2 separate regions of the Mus musculus genome follow, and region 1 is linked to region 2. A link is a loop called in an ENCODE intact Hi-C map of the cell type or tissue named here. Cell type or tissue: left cerebral cortex. All regions are shown on one strand.

The links. A loop is a pair of places that touch in the nucleus more often than their neighbours do. Peaks named below come from ENCODE experiments on the same cell type or tissue, not always from the same donor. Only the 100,000 strongest peaks of a DNase experiment are listed, where the experiment ranks them.
Region 1: it touches region 2 in a loop (6-fold over the local background); 23 of 42 quality-filtered maps call a loop at or near these places.

Annotation. Positions count from the first base shown.
Region 1 is chr7:127,741,492-127,749,491 of GRCm38, forward strand. Fbxl19 (F-box and leucine-rich repeat protein 19) reads left to right here and starts at 5,284. Exons shown (of 11, transcript NM_172748.2): 1 at 5,284-5,646; 2 at 6,759-6,959. The coding sequence starts at 6,783. In left cerebral cortex, CTCF peaks have their summits at 1,361 (motif pointing right), 3,032, 3,231 and 3,744; DNase peaks (open chromatin) are centred at 3,042, 4,054, 4,472, 5,458 and 2 more places; H3K4me3 peaks cover 3,320 bases; H3K27ac peaks cover 3,239 bases.
Region 2 is chr7:127,671,320-127,679,319 of GRCm38, forward strand. It overlaps a transcript of Bcl7c not described here. Among named protein-coding and RNA genes, the nearest start is that of Gm39090, 16 kb to the right of the region's middle. In left cerebral cortex, CTCF peaks have their summits at 3,818 (motif pointing right) and 5,979 (motif pointing left); DNase peaks (open chromatin) are centred at 3,855, 4,205 and 5,955; H3K27ac peaks cover 493 bases.

The DNA.
Region 1 (8,000 bases), 70 kb after region 2:
GTTCCAGGCCAGGCTGGACAAGTTACTGAGACTTTCCAATTCATAGGGGTTCTTTTGTTTTGCTTTGTTTTTTCTTTCTTTCCTTTGGAGATGGGGGGGTCTTTGCTGTGTTACTTAGGCTGGTTTAAAATTCTTGGGCTCAGGAAACGCTCCTACATTAGCCTCTTTGGTGCATCTCATGTTTTCATTCTACAGCTTGTGTTTGCTGGTGGTAAAATTTTCACTTACGAAGTGGAAAGGTGAGTGTTGTCTTCCTTCCTCCTACTTTACCTTCCCAGTGCAGCAGTGGGGCTCAGGGTTTAAAGCATGGGAGCCCAGCACTTTCCCGCTGATGAGCCTGAGCCACACCCATCCTCTCTGGAGTCTTCTGTGCAATCTCCTGTCAGTAGGTAGGGTGCAGAAACTCTACTCAGCGGTGAAGGACTGACTATAGAGAAGCGGTATCTGAGTGTGATGGCGTACAATTTTAAAGCCCCGCACTCCCGCACTCAGGAGGCAGAGGCAGCAGGATCTCTGTGAGTTGGAGGCCAGCCTGGTCTATATGGTTCTAGGTTACTTGGAGCTACACACTAAGCCCTGTCTGAGAGAGAGAGAGAGAGAGAGAGAGAGAGAGAGAGAGAGAAAATGGCCCTTAGTTCTCAATAAGCTTTTATCATGCACAACAGATAGGATAGGGACTACAGACTGTGGGAAACAAGGGAGTATAGTGCTTTTTGTTTCCAAAACCTAAATTCTGGTATTTGAGCTTCATTTTTAGTTAGTATGTATGTATCTATGTATCTATCTATGTGTTTTTTTTAGACAGAGTTTCTCTGTGTAGCCCTGGCAGCCTGGAGTACTGAGATTAAAGGCCTGCACCACCAGACTGGCTTTTTTCCCTGCATGTGTGCATCTTGGTGGTGTTAGGTGCGTGTTCATATAGGTGCCCTCAGGCCAGAAGTGTCAGAGCCACAGAGTTTAGTTACAGGCAGTTGTGAGATGCCTGATGCGGGTGCTGGGAATTGAACTCCCATCCTTTGCAATACCAAATGCTTTTAACTACCGAGTCAAATCTATAAACTTCATTTTGTTTAAAAGGGAAGCAGGCCGGGCAGAGGTGGCGCACGCCTTTAATCCCAGCACTCGGGAGGCAGAGGCAGGCGATTTCTGAGTTCGAGGCCAGCCTGGTCTACAAAGTGAGTTCCAGGACAGCCAGGGCTACACAGAGAAACCCTGTCTCGAAAAACAACAACAAACAACAACAAAAGGGAAGCAGGTACTTGGCTCCAGCTGTTCCTTTATCCAATAATGCAAACTAATTCAGACTCTTGAACTTTAAAAAAAAAACACATTTATTTAATGTATATGAGTGCTCTATCTGCGTGCACATCTACCAGAAGAGGGCATCAGATTCCAGTATAGATGGTTGTCAGCCATCATGAGGTTGCTGGGAATAAATTCAGGACTTCCAAAAGAGCAGCCAGTGCTCCTAACGTCTGAGCCATCTCTCCAGCCTGACTTTAGAATTTTTGAAGATACATTAGAAGTCTAACTTTATATGCTAATTTTGCTGTGCTCATGTTAAATGCACATAACTGGATTTTGATTAGTCTATAAATGTTACAGAAGTTCTCAACCTGGGCTCTGGACTTGAGTTTAAATTCTGGCTCTATCATTTATCTGTTGTGTATAGCTGAGTGTAAAAAAATATCAACTGTGAGTTTTCCTTTCTGTATCACACACGATAAAAATGTGTGTCCTGGAGAAGGACTTAAAATCTTTTACATTTCTTCCTTTTTGTCAGACTTTTATGCAAATGTTTCATTCCTTCCCACCCTGTCAAACCTTTGTCTGCACAGAGGCCCACTACTCTATTCTAGGGATTTGATGGCCTGGGACAGTGACTGCTTTGCCCTCCTCCATTTCCGGTGCACCAATTCTTTTCAGACTAGCCAGCTGAATAAGATTGTGAGGCCAGGCCCCAACCAATGGGAAAAAGACACAGTCACTGCCTGAGGTAGAATACAAACTAAAAATCTTTCTTTGTGTGTTCACTCTCTCAAGCCCATCTTCTTTTGTTGTTGTTGTTGGTGGTGGTGGTGGTGGTGGGATGTTTTTTGGTTTTGTTTTGTTTTTGTTTTTTCCCGAGATAGGGTTTCTCTGTATATCCCTCAATGTCCTGGAATTCACTCTGTAGACCAGGCAGGACTACTCAAACTCAGAAATCTTCCTGCCTCTGCCTCACAAGTGCTGGCCATAAAGGTGTGCCACCTGGCTATTACAGGCTTCTTAGGATCAAATGAGAGGCTGAACGCATTTGGTATTCCAGGTGGGACTGAGATGTAAACTCCTTGCAGAGTGCTTTGCCTCCCATCAATGATATCTGGTTTGATTCCCAGCAGGGCAAAACCAAACAACACCTGTGAGGTGCATCCAGCAAGCTTCCAAGTTAGTGGAAAGGACACTAAACAAAGCTCATCTGGGAATTACTAGAAGGTTTTATTGTGGCAGTGGAATTTTAATAGGAACTTGATGGGTAAACAACTGGGTGGAGACGTGGGATGGATGAAAAAGTACAACTTTGGTCCACGCAAGGAGAGCGCTAGAAGGCCAGAAAGCAGTCCTTGCTAGTTGAAAGAAACGCCGCCGTGTGGATTTAAAATGGACAGACACTTCCCTGGGAGCCACGACTGTTACGGGGCTGCAAGGAGCCCCTACTTAGGTTAAGGCTAGTAGTCCTAGCAAACTGAGACTTGACACAGTTTTGACCGGAGTTAACTTCCTAAGCAGAAAAACCACACCCACCAAGTCTCCAGTAGGGCTGGAAACCCAGCAGAGACAAGGAAGCAGAGATTGGCTTGGGGTAGTACTGAGCAAATTTTCTAGGACGCAGGAGGTCATCCACATGGCACAAAGCAGTCCCTTTGGCAACTGAGAGTTCACCGGAAGCCTCCAAGGCTCAAAAGACAAGGCATGAGGCTTCACAGCTCCAAAGGCTACAATTCAGGTTGAGAAAATTTGGTCAGTGTGTGCGTCCTCTGTTAAAAGGAGAGAGGGCGCCCCCTGGGAAGAGTGCTGGGTAGAGATGGTTGGAAGACTCAGATGAGGACTGAAGAGGGAGGGGTGGGGGTTAAGATGGGGGTAGCCTACTCGTCAATTTTCTTTTCGCAGAAGCTAACTGTCCGGCATGATGGATTCCTGGGCTTCCAAAACGGCTGGGCTGAAAGGGAGCTCGAAAAAATAACTGCAGCCACACGCCCCGTGCCAGAACTGGTTACTTTCTTGAATACTTTTAACGCTAATTCAGCGTGGAGGTGAGTATTAATCATAACCCCTTTCGGGTAAGAAACTTAGGTCTGATGACTTCCTACGGTGGAAAGGAGATTTTGTATATTCCAAGGTCGTCTTCCTTTGGTTCGCACCACGTGTAAGGTATTAATTTGCAAAGGTTTAAGATAGGAAGCATCGTGTGCGAGACGTCCAGTCTTTATAAGGAACAACAGCGTGGGTATACTTTTCGGAGAGAACCACGCCTCCCTTGTCGCGACAATATTGGTTATGGTTTGCGTTCTTTTAAAATATGAAATCTTCACGATCCGAAAAGGCGGACATTCTATATTCCCAGGTCACTCCGATGTTTCTCTCTCCCGCACTGATTCCCACAGGTGACATCAATTCTCCGCCACTGGAGAATGAAAACTTGGGACTACATTTCCCTGCAAGCCCTTTAGAAAAGGAGGCCAAGAGCAAAGAGACTTTCCGTTTCCGTCCGCTAGCAATTTGGCGTGTTCACGGTGATACATATTTCAACAGTAGCGTCCTTTCTCTGTACAACTAAAGCAGAGACTACATAACCCACCAGGTACCGGCACCGAGGGGCAAGCGACTAGGTTGCCATCTCTGTAGTAGTCCTCTCCTACACATCCGCCGAGAATAGTATTAGCGGTTGGACTACAAATCCCATAGCATCATGTGCTCCTTCACCCTCCATCTTTGTGGTAGTCCCCGCCCCGCTCACTTCCATTGTCTCGACAGAAGATAAAGAGGGGAGCGAGGAAGACTACAATTCCCGTCTGGCTTTGCATCATCGAGTGCGGGATTTTGATAGTTCAGGCGGGCGAGGAGCTCCAAGTGGTAGAATGAAGCAGCCAGGAAAGGTTAGGTATCCTGCCATCTTTACGGTAGTCTCTTTATCCTCCCGGTTCTGGCATTCTTAAAGGAACATAGGAAGGCTAGAAAACTACTATTCCCATCCCACTTCATAAGATCGACTTATTAGGTGTACGCCCCTCGATCGCCATCTTGCTTGTAGTCCTCGTTTCTTTTCACCTTTCCATTGTTCCTGATGAGTAGAAATGGCAGCGGGAAGGCAGCAGCTGGACTGCGACTCCCGTCAGGTACCACACGCGCGGAGGGTTGTGGACCAGAGGGCGTGTGAGTGCCTGGAAAGGAGGTCGGGTCGGGGGAAAAGGCCATCTTGCTTGTAGTCATTCTTCCCGCTCCTTCTCTATGTCCTGCTACGGGGAGTCTCGGGTCAACTGGACTATAATTCCCGCCATGCTCGGCTTCCAGCGTGGCATCCTTCTCGCCATCGTATTTGTAGTACCGGCTGGCCCTTGTGTCCCACTTTTCCCACGATAGTGCTAGAATTTGGAGAACTACAACTCCCGTCGTGCTTTGCACGCGCTCGTCCTGGAAAGTAAAGGTGGTGAAGGAAGGAGGGAGAAGGGGGCGGGGTTCCTCTGGGAGAAGGAGGGAGTAAAAAGGAGGAGGAGGTGGGAAGAAGGGAGGGAAGAGGGAGGAGAGGAGGAAGGAGGAAGGAGCTGAGGAGGGATGAGAGCGGCGACCTGGGCCCAGGGCCGAAGCAGCGCGAGGCTAGGGGAGTAGGGGTGCTAAGACATCCCAACTGCCCCCACCCCCTTCCTGCCTCTGCCCCATCCTTTCCTTATACCCTCCCATTTTAGGAGTGGATTTATTCAAATTTTATTTAAATCTTTATATCTTGAGGGTCGCGCGTTTGAAGGGGGGAGGGCGGGGGCGCGTGCAGGCTGGGGGGGGCGGGGCCGGAGCAGCTTCCTTCACCCCCCTCTGCGCGCCCTGTCTCTGTAGGTCAGGGGGCCGCAGTACAGGGGCGGACCCAGGGGAGGGGGGCAGGTTGCAGCGACCCCCCCCTCCCCGGGAACCGGCGGTGGGCGGGGTTTGAACCCCGGAAACGGTGGGGGGCCCCTGGTCTTTCCCTGGACCCCTGGGCAGTTGGAGCTGGGAAGGGGCCAGTTAAGGGTCGGGGGCTTTGGGGAAAGGTGGGGGTGGGGAGCTGAGACTCATACCCGGGACTGAGTGGGGCCCGGGCAAAAGCTGAGCACCCTGCGCCCGAGGAGCCCCCGTTGGCCTGGGGGGGCTGAGGGACTGAGCCCCCCAGAGCAGGACCTCCCCCTGGAAGGGCCGCGCCGCAGCCCGTGGGAGGGCCTCGCCCCCGGCGCTCCCCATCTCCACTCGCTGCTGTCCCGGCCTCCGCCGGAGGGAGGGGCCGAGCGCCCTCGGGGGGCCGTGGACCCCGGCGTTCTGAGCGTTCAGCGCCCCGCGCCGCCCGGCCCCCCCGCCGCCGATGGCCGCCGACCCGCCGGGAGCTGCCGAGAAGGGAGAGATGGCTCCCGGGACACGTGTGAGGTGGGTTCATGCGGCTCCTCCTCACCCCCAGACCTGGGCAGCTCCCACTCCCATTCATCCTCAGCCTGGCCTCTCCCTTCCTTCCCCGCCCCCAGCCTCACCCTCCCTTTGCTCCAAACTCCTTCTCCAACCTTCTCTCCTATAACCTCCAACCCCAGGGAAGTGGCCTTCCTTCCCCGACCCTGCTGCCCCTTGCAGACCTCCCCCTCCACCCCGCCTCCAGTCGCCGCCCTCTAGGCCCCTCCCCCGGAGTGCTGGAGGGCCCCATACCCTGTGGATGGTCTGGAAGTCCTTGGAAAGGGAGAAGCCTGGGGGAAGCAGGTCTAAGACTGATTGGGAAGAGACCCCCCCAGGCTTGCTGAGTCCATGTGGGATTTCAGAGGATCTGGTTTCCAGGGGCAGGAGAGCCCCAGGGATTCCAGACAATTAGGGATGAAAAGCAGGCTGGTAAGATGTGAATGGGGGCGGGAAGACCTAAAGCCGAGCCCACCTTGAATTTTGTTGAGATGTTAGGGCAACTTGTAGAATCCTAGGGAGTCTGGGAGATTACCCAGATTGCCTGAGGGATCCTATTGGATAATTTGGAGCCCCCAAGGACTTGTGTGTGGGCTGAGAGGGGACACTAAGCATTTCAGGGGTGTCAGCCCGGGGAAGTGGAGAGCACACACTGGGTCACTAGAAATGGAGTGGGTCTGGCTAGAGTACCAAGGTTTGAAAGGTTTGGATGACTAAGTACCCACGTGAGAGAAGGGAGAGGGGAAAGAGTGTGGTGCATGCCCCTGGAATCTGGAGGTAAATCAGTGAGGGAATGGGGGGTGTGGGTAACAACAGGTATGAGTTGAAGCTCCCTCAGGTAATGCTACAGATCTGAAGCCTTTTCCAGGAACCTGGGCTTGGGATGTTAGAGGAGGGGCCTCAGTGTCCCTCCTTCCAGCAGGCGGGAGGTCTTGAGGGAGTGGCCCTCTGCTCAGGACACACACTAAAAGGCTGACCTTCTCTGAGGGTAGAAACAGAAGCTCTGCCCCCATCAGAGGTGTAGTGAGCTTGCGGCCAGGAGACTCTCAGGCCAGGCTTTGCAGGCCTCTCTGACCTTACCAACCATCTGCCTACAGCCCTCGGCGTTGCTGACGCCCCCAATGTCGTCGAGCAGCCGGGGACCGGGGGCCGGAGCGCGCCGACGCCGAACCCGCTGCCGTCGTTGCCGGGCCTGTGTGCGAACTGAGTGCGGGGACTGCCATTTCTGCCGAGACATGAAGAAGTTCGGGGGGCCCGGGCGCATGAAGCAGTCGTGCCTGCTTCGGCAGTGCACCGCGGTGAGTCTTGAGCCCCATGCCTGGGGTATGTGGAACCTCAGGCCTATTTGCCCAGAGCACCATCAGTAGTAGTACGGGGCCTGAGCATTCTCTGGGTGTCCAGCAGCAGCAGCTTCCCCGGGGTCCCTTAGGGGTGCTGCTCATACACTCACTTCTGCATTTCTTCACTGACTTGCTTAAATGTTTGATTTTTGTCTTTGTCGAAAAGTGGGCTACACAGAAGAGTCAGCCTCAGGTCTGTAGAGAGTTCGGCCCCTGCCGTATGCCCCTGCCCCCAGGTATCTGTGTTCAGGGGACCCAGCTCTACCATGGGAGAAAGCTTTTGCCTTTCTCAGGTCTTTCACACACCTTCAGGTGTCTTGAAATTGAGGCCAGGACCCCCGTCTTGTGACCTTGAGCAAGTCACTCTGAACTTCAAGTACCTTCCCTGTAAAATGTTTCTTTTGCTTCGTAGCAAAGATTAGATAGTAGTGTGCCATGAATGTCCTATTGAAAGGCCCAGCTCCGGAGTTATCTGGGAAACGTAGGTTCTCTTCTGCCTCCCTCATCCTTTCAGCAGCCTGGGGCACCAGGATGGCCTTTCCCCAGCAGCCCGCCTCTCCTCCTCCTCCAGCCACTCTTCCTGGTTGCACTTTCACCCCTCAGCCCTTCCCCTTCCTTTGTCCCCCAGCGCCTTGCCTCACCTCACCTTCTGATACTTTTCCCTTGATCTAGATCCCTGGCTGTCAGCATCCCTGATATGATTCAGTCCTACCATTGTCTTCCCTGAAGTCACATTGTCTGGAGACTTCTGCCTTTACCCTAGGCCTAAAGCAGCTGTGACCTTATATGTTCCACCGACCTTTCCTACTGGGCTCACTGTGGGCTTCCAGATTCACCCTTGGACGGCCCCCTGAACAACCTTAGAATTACCCCCAGACTTGTTACTTCTTTAACTTGTCTGAGCGTTGTCATTTACCTGTGGTCTCTTCCACTCCAAGCCAGTCCCGAGTCCTGTGCTAATGATAATAATGACAGTAGCCGTGTCTCAGCCCCTCATGT
Region 2 (8,000 bases):
CACATATGCATAGTTATGCACACAAGTACATCTTTTAAAACACACAAATACTAGCAAGCCAACCAATTCACATCTGTGTAGAGTTTTCTCCAGTTGGTAGACGCGCACTCAAGTCATGAAAGCCTACTGCTGGTTTAGTGAGGGGAGGAGCATATATTTTATTTTATATATATATATATATATATATATATATATATATATATATATATATATATATATATATATATATATATAATGATATATATATATATAATGATGGCATATATATATATATATATATATATATATATATATATATAATGATGGCAATCCAGAGACCTCCAGCTGACAAAGGCATGAATGTACCTGGGAAATACAGAATTTGACCAACATCCTAAATGAGGTCAGAAGTATACTCTTCCCCAGGCCACCAGCTCAACTCAGCCTACTCTACAATTTTACCTCCTGAGACGCCACGCTCAGAGCCTAGTAAAACCCACGTGCTCTGACCTATGACAGTGTAAAGTATAAACGTGTTGTACTATGAACTTATGTCAGTTTGCTGCTGTTCTGTGTTGTTTGGTGGTTGGGCTTTCATTATTAGTGTGTGTGTGTGTGTGTGTGTGTGTTTGTTTGTTTGTTTGTTTTGAGATAGAGTCACTGCATAGACGAGGCTGCCCTGGGACTCAGCGACATGCCAGACTGCCTCTGGAGACCTTGGTGTGCACCGCCATGCCACGCCTAGCTTGTAGCAGTTTGGTGAGCAGCAGCAGAAAACAGATATACTTCGTTTCCTTAAGAGCTCAGCTGGAGAGAACAAAGTTGCCGCAGTCCTGAGATTCCCTTTTGTGGGAAGGTGTAACATACTTGTCTCCTCTTCCTGACTGACTGAGGAAAAAATGGCGATTAGGAAAGCAAAATGACACAGCTATATACCTAGCTGGTCTCCAAATGACACAGCTATATACCTAGCTGGCCTCCATTTTCCCTTAAGAAGGAACCTATTCAGATTATGCTCTAGTTTCCCCAAGTTCCAGGTTTTGCTAGGGGAGACCTGTGTGACCTCTGAGACATGGACGGTTAGGTAATTAGCTCTGTAACAGAGTCCAGAGCTCAGGAAGTGGGTGATTAATCAGTTCTTTTACCCTACCCCCAGACAACAAGCAAACATGAACTCTGTAGCCCTGGCAGAGACAGCTAACCTGTTCACTTTCTGATGTGGAAAGGAGCTGCAGACGCAGACCGACTTACAGACAGTGCTCCACGCCCCACAAAGCCCTGCCATGAGGCTGTTCTTGGTCCTGCAGCAGGGTAAGGTCTGCAGATCTGTTCAATCCCATCTCAAGGCCTGAATGGGATCTTCTGCTCAGACTCATAGGTTGAAGTCCTAACTCCTAGTATTTCAGAAAGTGGCCACACTTGGATATTGGGTCTTTAATAATTGATAACTGAATTAAAAATTAAGTCATTAGGATTCGCTCTAATCCCATGTGATTGCTGGGGTAATTACAGAGTTACCAAGAAAGACCGTGTGACAACTCAGAGAAGATAGCTAAGATGAAGAGAAGCCTCTGAAGAAACCAACCTGCTGAGGTCTCACCACAGTCCTCAGAACTGTGACAAAATAGGTTCCTGGCAGGAAAGGCACTTCAGACCTAGAAGCCCTCTGAGGCCCAAGGGTCAGCACCGGGTACAGCCTACTGACCGCCACACCCTCCTGATGAGAGAGGCTTTCAAGCTGAGTACATCACAGAAGCTGTGCCAAGTAGTACAGCTGCTAGGAGGAAACACTAAAGAGAGTGTTGTCTTGGGTAGAAAGCCTAGTGCTTTCTAAACTTCAGGACAAAGACTCGAAGAAATGACTTTTTAATGTTGATCAACACGTTGGAATTATATATAATATAGATTTGTTGGCAGATATTCATTCGTTAGCAGCCTTAACAAGAGGAGACACTTCAACTTTAGATCTGACTTTGACTGTAAGAAACCTCTGGAATATTGGTTCTCAACACGTGGGCCCTGACACCTTGGGGTCAGACAACCCCTCACAGGGGTCACATAAGACCACTGGAAAACACAAGATATTTACATTGCGACTTATAAAGCTTATGAAGCTGTGAGCAGACATAAAGCCCCCGTGAGCTGCATCTGCTGGGTGCTCTTCCAGCAATGGGGAAAGTAGCACAGAGAGCAAGCCAGTCTCAGGATGATAATGGCACCAAGTGAAATTAAGGGCTATAAAAAGGTGTTGGCCTGCAATCCAGAGAGATGGCTCAACGGTTGAGAGCACTGGCTGCTCTTTCAGAGGACCTGGGTTCAGTTCCCCACACTTACATGCCAGCTCACCACTGCCTATAACTCAAGTTCCAAGAGACCAAAGGTACCAGGCACATACATGAGAACAAAAAGTTCACATACATAAAATAAATGCATGTTTTTTAAGGGGGAAGGGCTGGAGATGTGGCTGAGCAGTTAAGAGCACTGGTGGTTCTTTTCGAGGTCCCGAGTTCCAACCCCAGCACCCACATGGTCACTCACAGCCATCTGTCACGAGTTCCAGGGAACCTAGCACCCCTGTCTCACCTCCCCAGGCATCAGACAGGACACTGGTGCATAGACACACATCCAGGCAAAACAGCCATACACATAAATTGAATTATAATTTTTTAAAACTCTGTCAAATTGGTGATACACATTCAATCCCAGCACAGGATGAGGCAGGAGGATCTCTGAGTCCAGGCTGGTCTACATAATGAGTTCCAGACTAGCCAGGGCTACATAGTGAGACCCTGTCTCATAAGTAAGTAAACAAACAAACAAATAAATAAATAAGAGTTCTTCCATTGGTGCTTGATAGAGGCAAGCACCATCGTCTGTATGGACACTGACTGAGTCTGCATTGGCCGCATCACAAGTGCAGGCACAGAGCAGCATGAATGGCAACTTGGGTTTGCCGCAGAGCCTTGCCATGCTCTGATCCCTGTAACTCCCCAGGTGATAGCCAGCATGTTCCTTCTGATGTAAAAATCGGCCTCAAACATCAAGTCTTGTTAAGGGGGACCAGATATATGAGGGCAGCCTGACATTCACCTTGAAGGACACATGTTTACACATGTTGTTGTTGTTTTGGTTTTTTTTCAAGACAGGGTTTGTCTGTGTAGCTCTGGCTGTCCTGGAACTCACTCTGTAGATCAGGCTGGCCTCGAACTCCGAAATCCACCCGCCTCTGCCTCCCAAATTCTGAGATTAAAGGCGTGCGCCACCACGCCCAGCTATGTTTACACATCTTAAACTACCTAATGTATAAAACTCCCCACTGGGGTACAAGCCCTGGAATTTTGGGAGCCACGGGAAAACGGATTCTTCCTTTGCAGCCAATGCCGCCGTGAAACCCTTCTTTTGATGGATATACTTTGCACGGAGAAAAGGCCAGGATCACACCAAACATCAAGAGCTGTACTGATTTGCTCCACACAGCAGCTGCCATGGGAGTCACTGCCTGATGGAGTGTGTGGCCGTATGTGATCATTCTCCAGGGTCCACATAACTGCTGTCTGCGCCAGACTGATGCATAGATGACCCTGAGCTTGCTTCTTTCAGATGGCCAGCAGTGCCATTAATCTGTGTTTTCCTCAGGGACATGGTCTTTCATGGGTCTTTCTAGAGAGAAGTCCCCAAGCCTTTCACGGTTCCCTCCCCTGCTCCCACATTGGCCTGAGGGTCTGTGGGACACAGGGCATCTGTATGGATTCAGTTTATTGTTTTTCCAAGCTCATCCTCTGGTTCCTTCTTTAAGATTGACCATGGCACATCTAGATGGTTCACAGAGCATCACATTAAGCTTCGCCAGTAGAGGGCGCTAGAGGCACAGTGTAAGAGGACGTGGCTGCTCGGCTTGCTTCTTCTGAGCTCTCATTTCTCTTGTCTTTCATCACAGCTCTGCTGAGCCAGTCCATGGATGGGGACATCCTGGAGGTCCTCTGCCTTAGATGGATGGATGTCTGAAACAAAGAGCCCTTGCAGGCCCTGTACCACACATCCTCTCCCAACATCCAAACTCCAGGCCATATCCTGCACTTGTGTGCACGGATTTCTGACACTTGGATATCTTTGCACACACACTACACCTTGACCTTGATGCAGCTTTCTTTAGAGATCTCTGGCACAGCAGTCTTTCTCCGGCACTTGGTCTCTATAGCAACTGTCCTACAGGCAATGGATGACGCAGCTTCTCGCAGTCTTGTTCTCTCACACTGCATGTGTACAGCCAGAGCGCCCGAGTCCTGTTCTGACATGTCCCTTCCAGCAGGGCTGGGAAAGACAGGCAGGCATTCCCAAAGCAGATCACATGGGCAATGCCAGCCTAGTTTCGCTAGAGTCCCCGTAAAGCTCTCCAGTGCTTCACCTGACTCTGCTGATGCGACAGGCTCTTAGGACACCCCACTGCTGAAGCACACCAGTGACTAACCTGTCATGTTCCTTCAAATGAAGTCTGGATCTTAGCCCGGGAAGAGGACTCCTCTCTAACATTCAGCATCAAGGACAGTGGCCAGTCCTGATATCTATAGCTTCTGTATCCTCTGGAATTCTTTTTAGCTCCTACATTCAGTCATTTATCAATAATTCTTTTTCGTTTGAGACAAGGTCTCACTGTCATAACCCAGATCGGCCTTCAACTTTTGGTCTTCCTGCCTCAGCCTTCCAAGGACCGAGATTACAACTGTGGGCCAGGATACCCCCAAATAATTCTGTACGCTAAACTTCCCTGGTGTGGTTCTGCTTTCTGATTGGACTGTGACTGTTCTAACTGGTACTGGGAATGACCGCAAGAAACAGACCTGAAAAGAAGAGGTAGGGGATTGGTCTGGTGGAGCTTGGGCCCGAGCACAGTGCTGAACTCATTGCTAGTAGAAGATATGGTGCGGGTAGACCAAGGAATCTCAGCTGCTTAAGCTGTGACCTACATGACCTTGAAGTCCTAGCTGGAGTGCATGCCTTGGGACCCCAGTCATTGCTACCCTTAACTTGGAAGGCAGATTCTCAACCGTGAGTGATGACAGAGAGCGATTATAACAAGCCCGGGTCTGTTAGCTCTCAGTCATACCGCAACCTAAAGTCAAACAAAATTTACTTGAGCAGTTTGCTGAATTACGATGACAGCGAAATTCAGACTAAGAGATTTATCACGGAGCAATAATAATAATGACAATTTCACTTGGTTAAATGCCTGAAAAGTAGACAGACACTCATTCTTCTCAACCGCAAACTGCCAGACACGGTGGGGGTGGGGCGTGCTTAGACTCCCAGCATTCAGGAGGCAAGAGGCTGAGGCAGGAGGATGGTAAGTTGGAAGACAGTTTGTACTATGTCGTGAGAAATTTTCTAAAACAAAGCAAACAAAAACATCCAAACTACTATGCTGCAGCTAGGCCTTTACCCAGAGTCAAATCTCATTCTGGAGAGGCCCTGCAGGTGCAGATGCACTGTGGTCCAGGAGGAACAACTCCAGCCTGGAAGAGTGTCGGCGCATTGACAGTGTGGTAGCACAAGCCCAGGGGGGTATAAAAAGGGAATCCTATTTTTGCCTGAGATTGTATTGATTGTTAGCTTTCAGACCAGGTCTTGCTGCGCTGTCCAAGCTGGCCTTGAACTTGAAATCCTTCTGCACCTTCTGATATGTTGAGATGTAGGGGCTGTTCCGCCAGGCTCAGATTTGCAAAGGTGTATTAAAGGTAGTAACACTCTGGTTTTGAATTCACAGAGATCCTCCTGGCTCTGCCTCCCAAGTTCTAAGACTAAAGATGTGCAACACCACACCTAACTGCTTTCTCTCCCTTTTAAACAGTAACCTGCCTTATTGAAAATGCACTGACTGGGGCTGGAAAGGGGCACAGCAGGCAGAGGCACTGGCTGCTCTTCCAGAGAACAAGATTCATTCCCAGCACCTGCTCGTAAACTGTAGCTCCAATCCCAGGGACCCACGCCCCCTGCTGGCCTCTACGGTCACTGCACTCATGTGTACACAGTCAAGACAGGCAGGCACAACACCCGTGCATCTAACACACAGATAAAGGAAAAATACACTCACAAGAGGTGCAAGTGGATGCCCCAGGGTCGGGTTATCTGGACTGTGTAGTTCTTTATGTCTAATACAAATGCTAAATAAAACACGATTCCCAGCCTGTGTTGCTTGCCATAGACTTGTTTATATTCCCCCTCCATTACTACCTTCTGTGTTAAATAGTCTCCAGCATTTAACTGTGGGTTTCTTGCTTTTTCTTTTACTCTGCTTAAAAAAGACAAAAAACAAAGCAAAAACCAGCAACATAATTTCATACAACCCAGAGTAGTTGAAATTCCCTATGCAGCTGAGGCTGGGGGTAAACTGCTGAGCATCCTGTCTTTACACCCTGAGTGCTGGCATTATTACAGGTGTGTGCCACCACACCTGGGTTTTTGGTGAGGACGCTGCAAGGCTAACATGATCTACGTGGGCTGAGCAAGTGAAATGAGGGCCTGGGGCTATAGCTAGGCTTCCGTGTTTACCTAACATGCCCAGGCCCTGGTTCCTCACTAGTACAACTACAAAGGCAATAACAGCACGGTGGCTCTGAGAGTCACATCCTGAGCAAGCTTTGTCTCTGCTGCTGTTGGTTGAGGATTTCCTAAGCCTATTTCAATAAACTGTATTCTTGGTAGTGTGGTTACTGAAGTCTTTTAAATTAGTGTTGAGATTAGCTAATAATTTTCTAGGAATGCCCAGGATTCTGTCCATTTTTCCGAGATCTTTACGTAATTCATGCTATGGAGTGCTCTCCCAAATTTTATTTATTTATTTATTTATTGGTTTTGCTTGGTTACCCCAAGCTTGTATGGCCCCTTCAGTCAGGTGTGCTGGCTGATAGCTGCAAACAGTCACTAGCTGTTTTCAACAGTTGCCCTGGGCTGCTAACTCCTGGAAAAGTTCTCAAATCATAGAAGACAGTTTCTGAAAACAGTTACTGAAAATTGGCTGTGAGTTGATGCTTATGGTTCACGGGGACCCAAAACACCACAGAGATCTGCCAGAGTAGCAGCTTTCAAAAATGGGGGAGATGGAGTCTTAACTCCAGAACAAGTGTAGTCATAGGCCTGATCTATGGTTTTTTCCTAACGCTTGAATCTTCAGGAGAGACAGACTTGGAAATTGGAGCAGTTGTTAATGAAAGACTCAGAGACACTAGACATAACATGAACATAGAAATTGGGAAGTGGGAATTATGGCTTCCATTAAGGAAGCTGATGCAGGAGGACTTCTATATGTTCAAAGCCAGCTTGGGATACAAAGTGAGTTTGAGACCAGCCTCGCTATATACAGTCTGAGACCCTAAGTCTACTAAGTGTGGATTTGGAAGACCAAACCAGAAGATCTGACAGGCACAGCTGATGCAATTCTGAAATAAAAAAAGGAAGAAAAGCAAACTAACTTAGAAGCTTCCAGACAGAAAGACACAGGAGCAGGAACCAGACATGAAGACCAGCCGACCCAGATGCTGATGGCCAGGACACAGAAGAGTACAGAATTCAATGAAAGAAACCCACCTGGAACCAAAAAGCCAGTTGTCACATAGTTTCCCATCCAGGGCAGAGGGATGGCATGTTTTAGTGACTCAGAGCCTGCTGTGTTCCAACCTCATCTCAGGGTGTCCTCAAGAGAGTCCTCCACAGAGTGACTAAGAGACTTCAAAGGCCTCAGCTCTCAGAAGCTTAGCCACAGGAGTCCAAGGCCAGCTACATTCAGAAGATCCTGACTCAAAACAAAAGGGACAAAAATGTCCCAAAAACCAAAAGCCCTTTGGTATTGTGAGATGAAGAGCCAGTCTGGCAGGAGACGTGGTACAAGGTGACAAGGGAGGTTGTCCTGTGGATGCTATGTGGAAATGATTTTGCAGAACCGATCAATGAAAAATCTATTACAAAACAAAAACTTATAAGCTTGCTCAGCAAAACACCAGGAGTTGGGGGGAGTGTAGCAGGGGTGA